2 separate regions of the Homo sapiens genome follow, and region 1 is linked to region 2. A link is a contact called in ENCODE Hi-C or POLR2A ChIA-PET data. All regions are on one chromosome and are shown on one strand. The core of a region is the stretch at or near the end of the contact, and the rest is flanking DNA. Distances in the headings are between cores, read along the strand shown.

What was found. A loop is a pair of places that touch in the nucleus more often than their neighbours do. ChIA-PET counts read pairs that join two places held with the same protein, here RNA polymerase II (POLR2A). Pooled maps may share reads with other maps.
Region 1: a loop to region 2 is called in a map of endothelial cell of umbilical vein, with 7 times the contacts of the local background. The contact joins two enhancer-like sites. A Hi-C loop is called at or near these places in 6 of 168 maps with a recorded cell type or tissue (Caco-2, K562, MCF 10A and 3 more), 22 of 37 single-sample maps with no recorded cell type and 15 of 50 pooled maps. POLR2A ChIA-PET finds 5 or more read pairs at or near these places in 4 of 52 experiments (GM12878, H1, activated CD4-positive, alpha-beta T cell and 1 more).

Annotation. Positions count from the first base shown.
Region 1 is chr6:142,690,120-142,696,280 of GRCh38, forward strand. No RefSeq gene overlaps it. Among named protein-coding and RNA genes, the nearest start is that of HIVEP2, 250 kb to the right of the region's middle. Within about 2 kb of position 2,957, at least 2 of the 41 ENCODE cell types and tissues checked have a DNase peak (open chromatin) inside an H3K27ac peak, as active enhancers do; they include endothelial cell of umbilical vein, where a contact is called at or near this core.
Region 2 is chr6:142,817,505-142,823,841 of GRCh38, forward strand. The region is part of intron 2 of HIVEP2 (HIVEP zinc finger 2); the gene reads right to left. Among named protein-coding and RNA genes, the nearest start is that of HIVEP2, 120 kb to the right of the region's middle. RefSeq lists an enhancer at 2,202-2,671. Within about 2 kb of position 2,232, at least 10 of the 41 ENCODE cell types and tissues checked have a DNase peak (open chromatin) inside an H3K27ac peak, as active enhancers do; they include endothelial cell of umbilical vein, where a contact is called at or near this core.

The DNA of each region.
Region 1 (6,161 bases), core at 1,707-4,206, 130 kb before region 2:
ACTGCATCTCAAAAAAAAAAAAATTGTTAAAGAGAGTATATCACATTAAATATTCCTACAAAAATAAATAAATAAATGAATATTCTTTTTAAAAAATGTTTATTTTATTTTAAGTTCCAGATACATGTGCAGGACCTGCAGGTTTGTTACATAGGTAAACATGTGCCATGGTGGTTTGCTTCACCTATCAACCCAGCACCTACGTATGAAGCCCTGCATGCATTAGCTATTTATCCTGGTGCTCTCCCTCACCTCCCTTGCCACCAACAGGCCCCAGTGTGTGTTGTTCCCCTCCCTGTGCCCATGCGTTGTCATTGTTCAGCTCCCACATATAAGTGAGAACATGCAGCATTTGTTTGGTTTTCTGTTCTTGTGTTAGTTTGCTGAGGATAATGGATTCCAGCTCCATCCATGTCCCTGCAAAAAACATGACCTTGTTTCTTCCTATGGCTGCATAATAGTCCATGGTGTGTATGTACAATAAATATATATTCTTGCCTGATACAAACACACAGGTACACAAAGGTGCACAAGGAAACTTTAGGAGGTGAATATGTTTCTTGCCTTGATTTTAGTGATGGTTTCACAGGTGTATGCCTATATTAAAATTAATCAAACTGTACATTAAATATGCCAATTTACTTCAATAAGGGAGTTAAAAAATTAAAAATGAGACTGGTGGGAAGACCAGAAAGCAGTCTTCACATATTTAAAGGGTTGTCCTGCAAAAGAGGGATCAGACTTTTTATTGCATCTGGCTCTGGAGGACAGAGAAAGGGGCAAGGCATATAGATTATAAAGAGGTAAGGTTTAGCTTGATAAAAGGAAAAATCCTAATAATTATAGCTATTTAAAAACGAAATATGCTTATTGAACTTTTAAAGGTGATATTATGGACAAATACTTAATGAAAAAGGATAAAAGATGGTTCTAAAACATGAGTAGTACAATTCTTTTAGAATAAAGGTGTGCATACCCATGCACGCATGTGCACGCATGCACATGCACACACACACACACACATACGCACACCTGGGCACATACATCAGAATGTTCATGGTGTTTATCTCTGAGTGATAGTATTACAGATATTTTTAATTTTTATTTTGTACATTTTGGTTTTGTTTTCTAAAATTATTACAGTGAATGCAAATTATTTTTCTTATGACAGGAAAACACTGTACAGCAAAAATGGTTGTGGGACCTAGGGAGTTCTATTTTGTTGGAGGTGTTTGAGCAGAACCTGTAGTTGCTGTTGATAACTCCCAGGATGTTGAAAAGGAGACTGTTATAGACAGGAAGATGGCTATTACCTCTTTTAACCTCTATGGTGCTTCAGATTCTGAGAATCTATTGCACAAAATAATAATTATAACTAATAATTATAACCACTATAACTATTAACATATAACCTGTAGTTATTAATAGTTATGATTAATAAAGTCATAGAATCTCAGATTTGTCAGGGAACTCAGAAGTCAACTTTCCCAGCCAATGTAAGACAGTATGAAAAATCCTTGGCCACACATGCGGATAAAGGATTGCCCATGGCTGGGAATGTATATCCTTTCCTGCTGCTCACTGGTCTACACTAGCAGGTAAGAAACACATTTGTCTCTAAACACCCAGCCCAGTGGTACATGAAATGATCTTCATCTATTTGTTTCTCAAGCATGAAATGATAGCCTACACACAATCTTTTCATATTGTAGTCACTCTGTGATCTTTCAAAATGAAAATAAAGAGGTCTTGTCACTAGGTGTACAATCTATTTTCCTTGACTTGAAATCTCATCTTTTATTTCTTCAAAGCACATAAGGACTTTATCTTTAATTCTATCTTGTATTCTGTTATCAAATCCATTTGTTGTTGTTCTATGTCTGCTCAGGATGTCTGAACATTTTTACATAGAGTAACTTTAAGTGTGAACCTAAGTCGAATTCAAAACAAGACATCTAACTCTAAGAAAAGCCTTAGGTAAAACTTTGAATATATTTATCTTGAATGCTACAAGATGTCCAAATTATCCCTAGACATCCTCTCTTCACTTTCTTCAGACACCTAACCCTTCCTCCCTCTGCCACCTCAAATTCAAAATTCACACTTAGGAGAAAGATTTGTAATTTTTTCAAATCAAAGCTTATAGTAGAAGCCAATCAACTAATTCTGTAATTGTCTCTTAAACACCCTAAACTATGCAGGACCACTTCATTGCAAAAACAAAATAAACTCTTGAAATCACAAGGTAATATATAGCAATTAACAATTCAACATTACAAACAGTAAGTGCTATTGGTAAATGCTACTTAAGTTCAGGAAATAAAAGGTAATTATCTTTGAGCTGACAAATTTACCGCACTACCAATAAATGAAGGAATTACTGTATAGTGTGCTAGCAGGGATCCTGGGAGATCTGGTGGAGATAGAAGTTCTAGCTGAACTTCAGAACCCTCCAATACAAACAGGCTTATCTGAGGGGACAGGTCAGTCCTGCACACTATTGCAAGTGTTATCAAAGTGTGGTCCACGGACCAGCATCCTCTACACCACTTGGGAGCTTGTTAAAGGTACAGAATCGAGGGCCCCGTCCAGAACTAGTAAATAAAAAATCTAGATTTTTAACAAGCTCCCAGGATGATTATTCATATGCACATTGAAGTTTGAGAAGCTCTGGTCTACACAGTGGCGATTCTGCTCAGTTTCTTCGCATTTTAGTCCTGGGCTTTCAAAGCTACTTGCTTTTTTAAATCAACTATTAATTTGTAGCCTACAATTGTCACAACTGCAAAATTAACTCATTACTTAACTTTATTCTATTTCTCATGCATTTCCCCCTCAACGTCCCTTTTTCTCCAACGGTGGTCCCTTGAGAATGACAGATTTTTCACCACCCAGCAACCAAGGCACTACCCCACATCCTACACGAGGGGGCGCATGAGGACTAAGATTCGGGATCTTCTAGGCCATCTTCTCCACAGTGATTTTTATCAGCGACGGCCCCCTTTCTCCAGGATTGGTTTCCCAATGACATCACTTGGAAGCATGAAGAGTTGCTAGAATCCTCTCCTCCACTCACAAGCCAGGCATTTCCTGAACCCTTGCTGCGTTCGCCGCTTTCCACCCCATACCATTTCCCTAAGAGACAAGCATTCAGATGATCTACCCCCAGGGGTCCCAGGGAAGGAGGGAGAATCATTGCTTTAAATACAACGGCAGATCAGAGGGCCCTTGGTCAATATCCCTGCTCTCATTTCTCCTGTGTTTCATCTTCCATCAGGTCATACAGCCTTGAAAGTCTTTGACACATCACCCCTCCCTTCAGATCCCCACCTCTCCAATATTTCAGCAGAGCTTGGTCTTTTATAATCTAATTTTAAAAAACTCTTGCTCCATTCTGTTCTTTTACTGCAAACAGAGAGTAGCTGAGTGAGTGGCGTGAGGATGAAGAGTCCAGAGCTGAGGCTTGTGGATTTCCTGGGAAGTTACTCACTCAACCTTTGGCCTGGGGAATAATTAGAAAAATGAATGTTTCATTCCCTTGAGAAGGCTTTTTCTTTGTCCACTGGAACCCAATACTGGCGCTGTGGCTGTGTTTTAGAGAGTGTCTAGTGGCGCTAACTTGCTAAATCCATGAGGTTTATCACTGTTATGCACAGTGCCCACCAAGTGTTGGCAACAAGCAACTCGTAAATGCATTTTGGCAATTACTATGAAATTTTCAGTGTCATATGGGTCTTCCACCTCCTAAAAGCTTTTGTCCTGATGAAAGCTTTTATTTTAACTGTAGTTTTTCCCTAATAGGGCTCTATTTCAAACTTTAACAGTTGTAATTATTTGTATCAACGTGCAATCCCACACTTAAACAAATTGGAGCCCACTCCAGAACAAAATTAAAATGGCTTCAAAGAATGACAGAAAAACATTTCTTTTGGCAAGGAATAACAGGAAGGCAGAAGGAATACAGGAGAGATCCAGTGGAGAGGATAAAGCAATGGGAGGCCTTTCCACATGTGTAGCCTCTTAAAAAAATTGCTACCATTCCTTATGTTGCCTATGCAGGATACAACCCTATCTCTTAGTAAAAATGGTCTCCCCACCCCCACAATTCTTGTGGCTATTACCAAACAGTGCTTCTTATAAAAGAAAAAGAATATGACAAAGCAACCACAAGGAAGGTTAAAAAAAAAAGATAAAACCCGGGGCTAGAATACACCCAGTTGATGCTCAATAATGATTGACTTAAATGTTTGTGTGGCACAAGGTACAGAGTGGATTTCTTTCACATCAATCTGGAAATTCATAGCTTCTTCAGGCTTCTTGTCATACATATCGTGTGAAATATTTTATGACACGGCTCTGTGGATCCTGAAATGCTCGGTCCCGTTCTGTCTGAAAGTAGCACTTCTCTCTTCCTGTTGGGCCCCTCACCAAGAGCCCTTAGCGTCTGAGGCATCTCCCTGGTTATACTTTCATCAGATGGTGAAGCGGCCGTGCATTCATTGCACTTTCCCCCCAACACAAGCACTTTCATTGTTATCATTTACTGATATCAAATAGAGAAGTAAGTCAGGTGAATCATCATATACTGTGTATTTATCACAAAATCGAGCCTACCCTTTATGCCTGGGAGAACACTGGCATGACCTAGTTCACTTCCCTAGGGCTGGATACCCTTCAAGTCTTCCTCCGTGAAGGAGAATCTTTCTCCTTGTATGAGCCAAGAACACATTTTAGTGCAGCATTTCCTTTGTAGTTCAGATCTATTTTAATTGGGTAAATCTTTCATTACATAAATACAAATATTAGCAGGGGCCAGATACTGTATCAGGCTCACCAAAGCCAAGTGGCTGGAGGTGCTGTGCCCCACCAATAGGCTTTTTTTTTTCCACTGTGATAATTTCTGTTCCTTAACATAGGACATCAGATAGAAACCATTCCATTTGCAGACAAGAAAATACATCTACTGTCCAATCTACATGTATTTGTATGGCCGGGAGGAGAGGGTAGACCATTCCAGGCCTGGGAAGCCGTCCAGGGAAACAGGAGGAAGAGAGCCAGGGAAGTGTGTTTAGAGTAGAGAGAGCATGATTAGACTCAAGCAAAGGAGCACATCACAGGAGGAAAGAATAATTATTTTGGACGAGTGGGCAGGATAGTTTGGGGAGTGCCCTGAGAGCTAGTAAGGGGTCATGGTCATGACATCATAGGCAGTTGGGAGCCCTGCCAGACTTAGAGTGGTGGCATCTGAAAGAGACTAGGGTTAGGCATGCAGAGTGGATTGGGGCTACAGAAATCCATGGCAAAACTTATTCATGTCTTTTTAAAGTCTTTTTGGTTACAAGCATCAAAGCCAGCAAAGTTTGGCTAATCAATAAACAAGAACTTACTGTAAAGATGCAAAGTCATCCTCAGAAGTCAATAGCAGATGTAGCCCTGCCTCTTTTGACTCGGTTCATTCTTTGGCATTGCCTTTTGGTTTTCTCTACACACTGACTTGTTCTGATTCTCCCTGCGTATGGCCACCATGGCTCCAAAATTCATGTCTGAGCCAAACACAGACGCTGATCTCTAGTTATCCATTTCTTTAAGTCCAATTCCAAATTCCCAAGAGAAAGATATTGATTGTCCAGCTTGGGTCAGTGAGAACTCTGATGCAATCTATGGCCAAAGTGGAAGAGTCATGGTGGATGCTCGGTTACTTGGCCTTCCCTTTTGTGGAGAGGGGGATGATTCCTTGAGAAATGGTGTCATAGACTGGGAAGGAACTCCAAAAGATGTTTACAACCACCTGCCAGAAGTCTGCTGGTGTATTTTAATACTGCCATCCTGCAAGCTCAGTGTCAGTAAGAACAGAAGAAAGGGATAAATAGAGGTAATGTTTGTCATATTTCTAGAAACCGGACAGGTTTAGGACACATTGGAGTGCCAGCCATGGGAATAACATCAGGATAGAATGGTCTGGGCAAAGCTGAATGGGAAGAGGCATTTCCACAAAACTGCCCAAGGCAGTGGCACTACTAGGTTCAGAAGAATTCAGAGACCCAGGGAGGGCTGCTATTTAGAATAGCTCAGAACATCACAAGTGTGCTGGCTTTCCACTTTAATGTGAAGCTGGGTGTGGAGTTTTTAAAGCTCTATGCAAGACCTCACTGTTCCCAAAA
Region 2 (6,337 bases), core at 982-3,481:
TTATGTACTATGCTGGACACAACTTGCATGGAGATAAATATAACATTACTAATAAGTACAAGATCCTCAAAGTTCACACTCTGAGATGTAAATAATGAATGACAGCACAATTTTTAAGAGTAAAGAAATTGACAAGGCAACGGAAGAACACCAAGTAGGAAGTGAAGATAAGAATCTGCCTTGAAGAATTGTAAAATGATGCGCAAGAAAGTGACACTTAAAGTAGATCTTGGCTGGGTAGGATGGCTCACACCTGCAATTCCCAACGCTTTGGGAGGCTGAAGCAGGGGGATAGCCTGAGGTCAGGAGTTCAAGACCAGCCTGGCCAACATCTCTACTAAAAATACAAAAATTAGCTGGGCCTGGTGGCACATGCCTGTAATCCCAGCTACCCGGGAGGCTGAGGCAGGAGAATCACTTGAACCTGGGAGGCGGAGGTTGCAGTGAGCCAAGATCACGCCACTGCACTCCAGCCTGGTCAACAGAGTGAGACTCTGTCTCAAAAAAAAAAAAAACAAGTAAAATAAAAATAAACTAAATCTCAAAGGAGGAAGGAAGGGATGTGTATGAAGCATGTATTATTTGCCAGACACAGGTGACAAATTACCTCATTGTTGCCACCATTTTAGACATGGTGAATCTGAGGCAGGACAACTAAAGTCACCTGCTAGAATGCCACACAGCCAGCTTCAAACACAGCTTTGTATGTTTTGTCCAATGTACAAGCTCCCTTCTAAAGGCAAGGAAGCCTTCTTTAGGTGGAAAAGTGAAATAATCTTTATTGCACTTAAAGTTTCCTAAAAATTACCTCTTACGAAATATTTACTTATAATGATTAACAGTTTATGGTTGTAGCTGTAAGTTTCTATCTGCCCATACAACGCTTTTAAAGCCGGGCACGGTGGCTCACGCCTGTAATCCCAGCACTTTGGGAGGCCAAAGCGGGTGGATCACTTGAGGTCAGGAGTTCAAGACTAGCCTGGGCAACATTATGAAGCTTCGTCTCCACAAAAAATTAGCCAGGCGTGGTGGCATATGCCTGTAATCCCAGCTACTTGGGTGGGTGAGGCCTGGGAATCTCTTGAACCCAGGAGGTGGAGGATGCAGTGAGTCAAGATTGCACAACTGCATTCTAGCCTGGGGGACAGAGTAAAACTCTGTCAAAAAAAAAAAGAAAGAGAGAGAGACAAGAAAGAAAGAAAGAAAGAAAGAAAGAAAAGAAAGAAAGAAAAGAAAGAAAGAAAGAAAGAAAGAAAGAAAGAAAGAAAGAAAGAAAGAAAGAAAGAAAAAGAAAAGAAAAAGAAAAGAAAAAAAAAGCTTTTAAAACCCAGTCCATTAAAAAATGCCCAGGAACCAGGCAAGGTGGGTCAAGCCTGTAATCCCAACACTTTGGGCAGCCGAGACAGGAGGACTGCTTAAAGCCAGGAGTTCAAGATCAGCCAGGGAAATATAGCAAGAACCTGTCAGGAAGGAAGGACAGAAGAAAGGAAAGGAGGGAGGGAGGGAGGGAAAGAAGGGAGGCAGGGAAGAAGGGAGAGAGGGAGGGAGGGCGGGAAGGAGGGAAGGAAGGAAGGAAAAAATTAGCTGGGCATGGTGGTGTGCACCTGTAGTCCCAGCCACTTGGGAGGCTGAGGCAGGAGGGTTGCTTGAGCCCAGGATGCAATGAGCTATGATCACTCCACTGCTCTTCAGGCTGGGCAACAGAGTGAGACCCTGTCTCAAATTTTAAAAAAAGAAAAAAGGGGAAAAAAAGAAAAATGCTTGGGGTTCAAGGTCTATGTAAGAGATATGCAAAACTTCAAAAATGTTGCAAAATGTTGTGTCTATGTGCATTTTCCTGGGGAAAAGAGTCAGGAGCTTTTATGAATCTTAAAGGGGTTTATAAACCTCTACCCCAGAAAAGGCTATGAAGCAAGAATCTACAAACTTCTGCTAAGCTTTTTAATGTTTTCCAAAAGGAAAAATACTTTTGTAAATTTAAGTTTCACATACAAGGAAATCCATTTCATATATAACAGGGAAGAAGATTCATATATTCTACTATAAGGTAACAACTTGATAAGGAGACACCGAAGTGACCCTTTCCCATGTTTCTAATAACTATTCAGGATGTTAACAGTGAAAGGACCATTTAGAAAGCTAATTTCCTTTTCATCATGCTTGTTAAGTGTTTACTTTAATTCACATCCTGTGTGACCCTATGGGAAAATTTTTAACTAATACTGGGGAAAATCCCATAGGGTTACACAGGATGTGAACAGGGCCTGTACTGAACTACCTTCAGCTTGAAAAATAAAATTAGATAGGTGAGTTTCACTTTCTGTTTGTCATAAGTTCCACTTTCTGGCTCCCAAAGCTTAGATCCACAGTACATCCATGTCCGTGCAATAAAATCCCAAGATTCTCACTCTCTGTTAAAGGAAGGATTTCGGCGTGTTGTATAGCAAAATCCTTTCAGCAGAAAAATGCAAATCTGTGGTGCTAATCAAGGAGAGGCGGCTGGAGCACTCCCAAATGCTCCTCCATACCTGGGCTCACACACAGTTCAGCTGCCGTTTTCCATTTCCTGTGGGGAACATACATCATACCACTTCCCCTATAGAAAAAAGAAAGCAGCCCGATTTAATTGCTGATGGAAACATTGTCATACTTTCCACTGGCCAAGCTTGAAACTATTACTGATCTAACCTTCATTAATTTTTCCACAACAATTTGCAGAAATGTCAGGAAGCAGCTGTACGAAGACTGATTAATTGTCCTTATCACCACTACTTTACCAGGCTCGCTCTCTCTTCTCTCTCTCTCTCTCTCTCTCTCTGTATCCTCACCACCTCCCCTCCCTCTCTTCCAGTTTAAAAATATAATTGGGATTTTTCTGTTTTGGTTGGTATTGGTGGTGGTATATCATACTCTGAAATATCCAGATCTATTTTTGATGTCTTTCAATGGCCCAAACATTTTCAGATCTGGAGGAGACCCCATGAAGTTTGGGACAGCATCCACGAAGGAAAAGGTTGCTTCCTGCTGATTACTCAGTTATAGCTGTTTAAACAGACGTTCATGAATTCAAGTCTTACAGCAACACTGCATTTATTAGTCAATCACAGACGCTAAAATTCACTTCCGAAATGTGAATTAGAAAATCAAATGCCCTTTTTCTATTTTTTTTTCACTTTCTTTTCTCCCTCATCATTTTCATTTGAGCTATACCATCTGTCCCAGCCTATCAAATAATGTACTGTGCATGCCTGGCAAAAACAAGTGGAACAGTACACCTCATAACCCCATGTAGGCAACCACTGAGCATCTATAAAAGTGGTACATAACAGAATCTGGCCATCTGGGGATAACTAGTTATAGCAAGCTTAGCTTCTCAGCCAGCACTCAGATTTGCAGACTTTTAACTAGTTGGCAAAGCATCAACCAGTGTTCAAGAAGAGAAACACTAACAAACATTTTTTTTTTCAAAACACAAGAATTCAGATATAAATTTTCAAAGGTGTACTTGCCAATGTTGCTGACAAGAAGGCTTCAAAAGCAAAGATCAAGGCACTGTCATGTCCTTGAAATGGAGCCAGAGTCAATCCAAATCTAGCATTTTGCAGCATTACTAAACTTTTTGGGTATGAACATATTTTTCCTTCCCCATATTGCCTGAATATATACAAGCAAGGGATTAAAGCCGAACAGACTTTGAACCAAATGACATAGTACCTTTCAGAGACAGCTCCAGCAGACTGGGAAGAGTTCCTCCTAGGACTACATTTAAAAAAAAAAAAAATCCAAAGGCTCTTCATCCCAGATACACTCATTCGTAGTCTAACCCCGAACCAAAGAAAGACAGATTGGACAACTATGGCTTAAAGCATTAAAGTAATAACTGGACATGTAGCATAGTGGCCCAGATCATGGACCATGGAGCCAGAATACTTGCTTTCAGTCCCATCTCTGCCACTTGCCAGACATACAAATATTCAGGCAAGTTACCTAACCTCTCCGTGCCTCAGTCTTTTCATCCAGAAAATGGGGATACAAATAATATTGTTAACAGAATTATACAGCATTTAAAAATGGCACGAGGAAGTGAACTCTAAATGCTAGCTGTTAACTGTATATTTTTCTGTTGATATTTCAGGTATCTATTAGCCTAATAGTGAGGAGGAAATAATGTGACACGAGTTCCTAAATTAATTTAACAAAGCCCACTGGGTTGGCTGAAAGATTTCCCCTGATAATACTCACATTGCTTGAAACACCACCACCAAAACTAGGTCAAGCAATCAAGGCTAAATATTCTATTGTTTCTGTTGACTATCCCCTAGCTGTCACAGGACAGCATGCCTTGTGATGCCATGGGACATAGAGGCAGGCATGGCTGGAGATGACCACACCTCACCACCACCTCCAGGCCTGGAAAGCAGGGGTGGGGAGAAAGCCACCACAGACCAGCAAAGTGCAAACAAAGACAGAAGCTGGCTTGGACTTCGTCATAATCAAAGTACTCATCAAAGAAGCCAAAGGCACTCATTCCCTTGGCACTAAGACCAGGGTTGAGGTGCCAGGAGGCCACACAGTGCAGGAAAGACGCTACTTTTAATTCCGGCTCCACCATATGACCTTAAGTAACTCTCACACTCTAAAGCCTTAATCTGCAGTAAAACACAGGATTTCGTCTACATCAGACCTTTTGAGTCTTTTGGCTGCCATGACCTCCTTGGCAGTCTGATGAAGCCTGTGGGCTCATTCTTAGCAGAATGTTTTAAACTACACTGGATTACAAAGGAAACCAATTACCATGAATATAGGTATCTCAAAATAACTTTCAAAGCAAACTTGTTGATAGTAATATACATAATTCTTTATTAATAATTAAAAACAAGATATAGTGCAGGTCTAATATTCACCATAATTCGGAGTAGTCATAATCATAAAGACACTTTGAGATATGAATCACAATGGTAATGTGATATGAAACTGTCTGTGATTTCTATTGGTGACAACATCACTGACACTGCTGAAACTACTGTCATTTGTTGCTTACATGAATAATGAAGGAAGTGCTAAACTTCAGTTAGAGATTAATGAAACAGTTTTTTTCTCAACCAAATTTTCTGAATTCTGTCCATTTGTGGTTAAGAGCCCCAGCCTAGGTAAATAATAAATCCCTTTATAATTCCATTATCTCAGATCAATGATTGCATTGTGTCCCTGGCTCCCTCCACAGAGAAGATTCACAAAGAGAAATAAAGCAATTCCTATTCTTTCCAACTGTGTGGAGAAAAACAGATTTACAGGATAGAAGTGTCTTTCCTCATCCCTCTCCAAGTGAGGGAAGGAACACTTATTGACTTGGAAATGAGTTACCCAAACACTATCAAGCCCTACCAGCCTACAGGCAAATACATAAGAAGTGACATTAACACCAATTAACCACAGCTCCTGTTCCAGCCCCACCTGCTCACACAGGACCTCCAGTCCCCTTAAAAAGTCCCAACTAAGTATATCTAGGATTCCAGCAAGGGAGACTTACAAGAGCCCACAGGCAGTCTGACAGCCAGTCACAACACCATCTGCCATGGCTTCTTTCCTGCACCAGCTCCCCCTAGCGTCCTCAGGAAGGAACCCCTCTGCCGCCTCTGCAGATGGCGCCCTCAGTAAGAATCCTAATGCCCAGTTGCCCCCACAGACAGCAGAGTCCATACTTCCAGGAAAGAGGGGTCCTTGTCATGGGTCCCACACTTTAGAAAGCCTGCATATCACAAACAAGCACAAATAAATTCACTGAAAAATCCACAGCACCTTTATCATAGGCATCCAGATGTCCTGTAACCCTAAACCCCGCGACAACGGTTTAAGCCCCGAGGGAAATGCTTCTCTTGCCCAATCTCTTTGCACCAGTCAAAGAGTGACTGAGTTGGAATGCCCTGAAGGTTCGTGGATTGTGACATTGCAGTGTGGAGTTAGACATCATTTCCAAAGCAGAGAAGATTCAAGCAGCATTAATGCTTAGGTAAAAGAAAAGACTTAAGAGTCATTTCTCTCAGATGGTGTGGACGCAACAGATTCTCGCATAACAAGTGTAACCATGCCAAGCATCCCTTTCCTGGTTTCTCTTCGTGCTCTGATCAGTGGTTCTAGAATCGTTAATAATTAGAGCAGCATTTGGAACAATTGCACATGGCACTTGAAGAGTGTTTCGCAATTAAACAATTCTTATTCTTAAATTTGTAAAGATGTAACCTGTATGAAGCATGATGCCAATTCTTTACATTAGCAACTAAAATGGACACTAAAAACAAACTTGTGAATAGTTTTGCTTCTGTAAAAACAGCTGAGG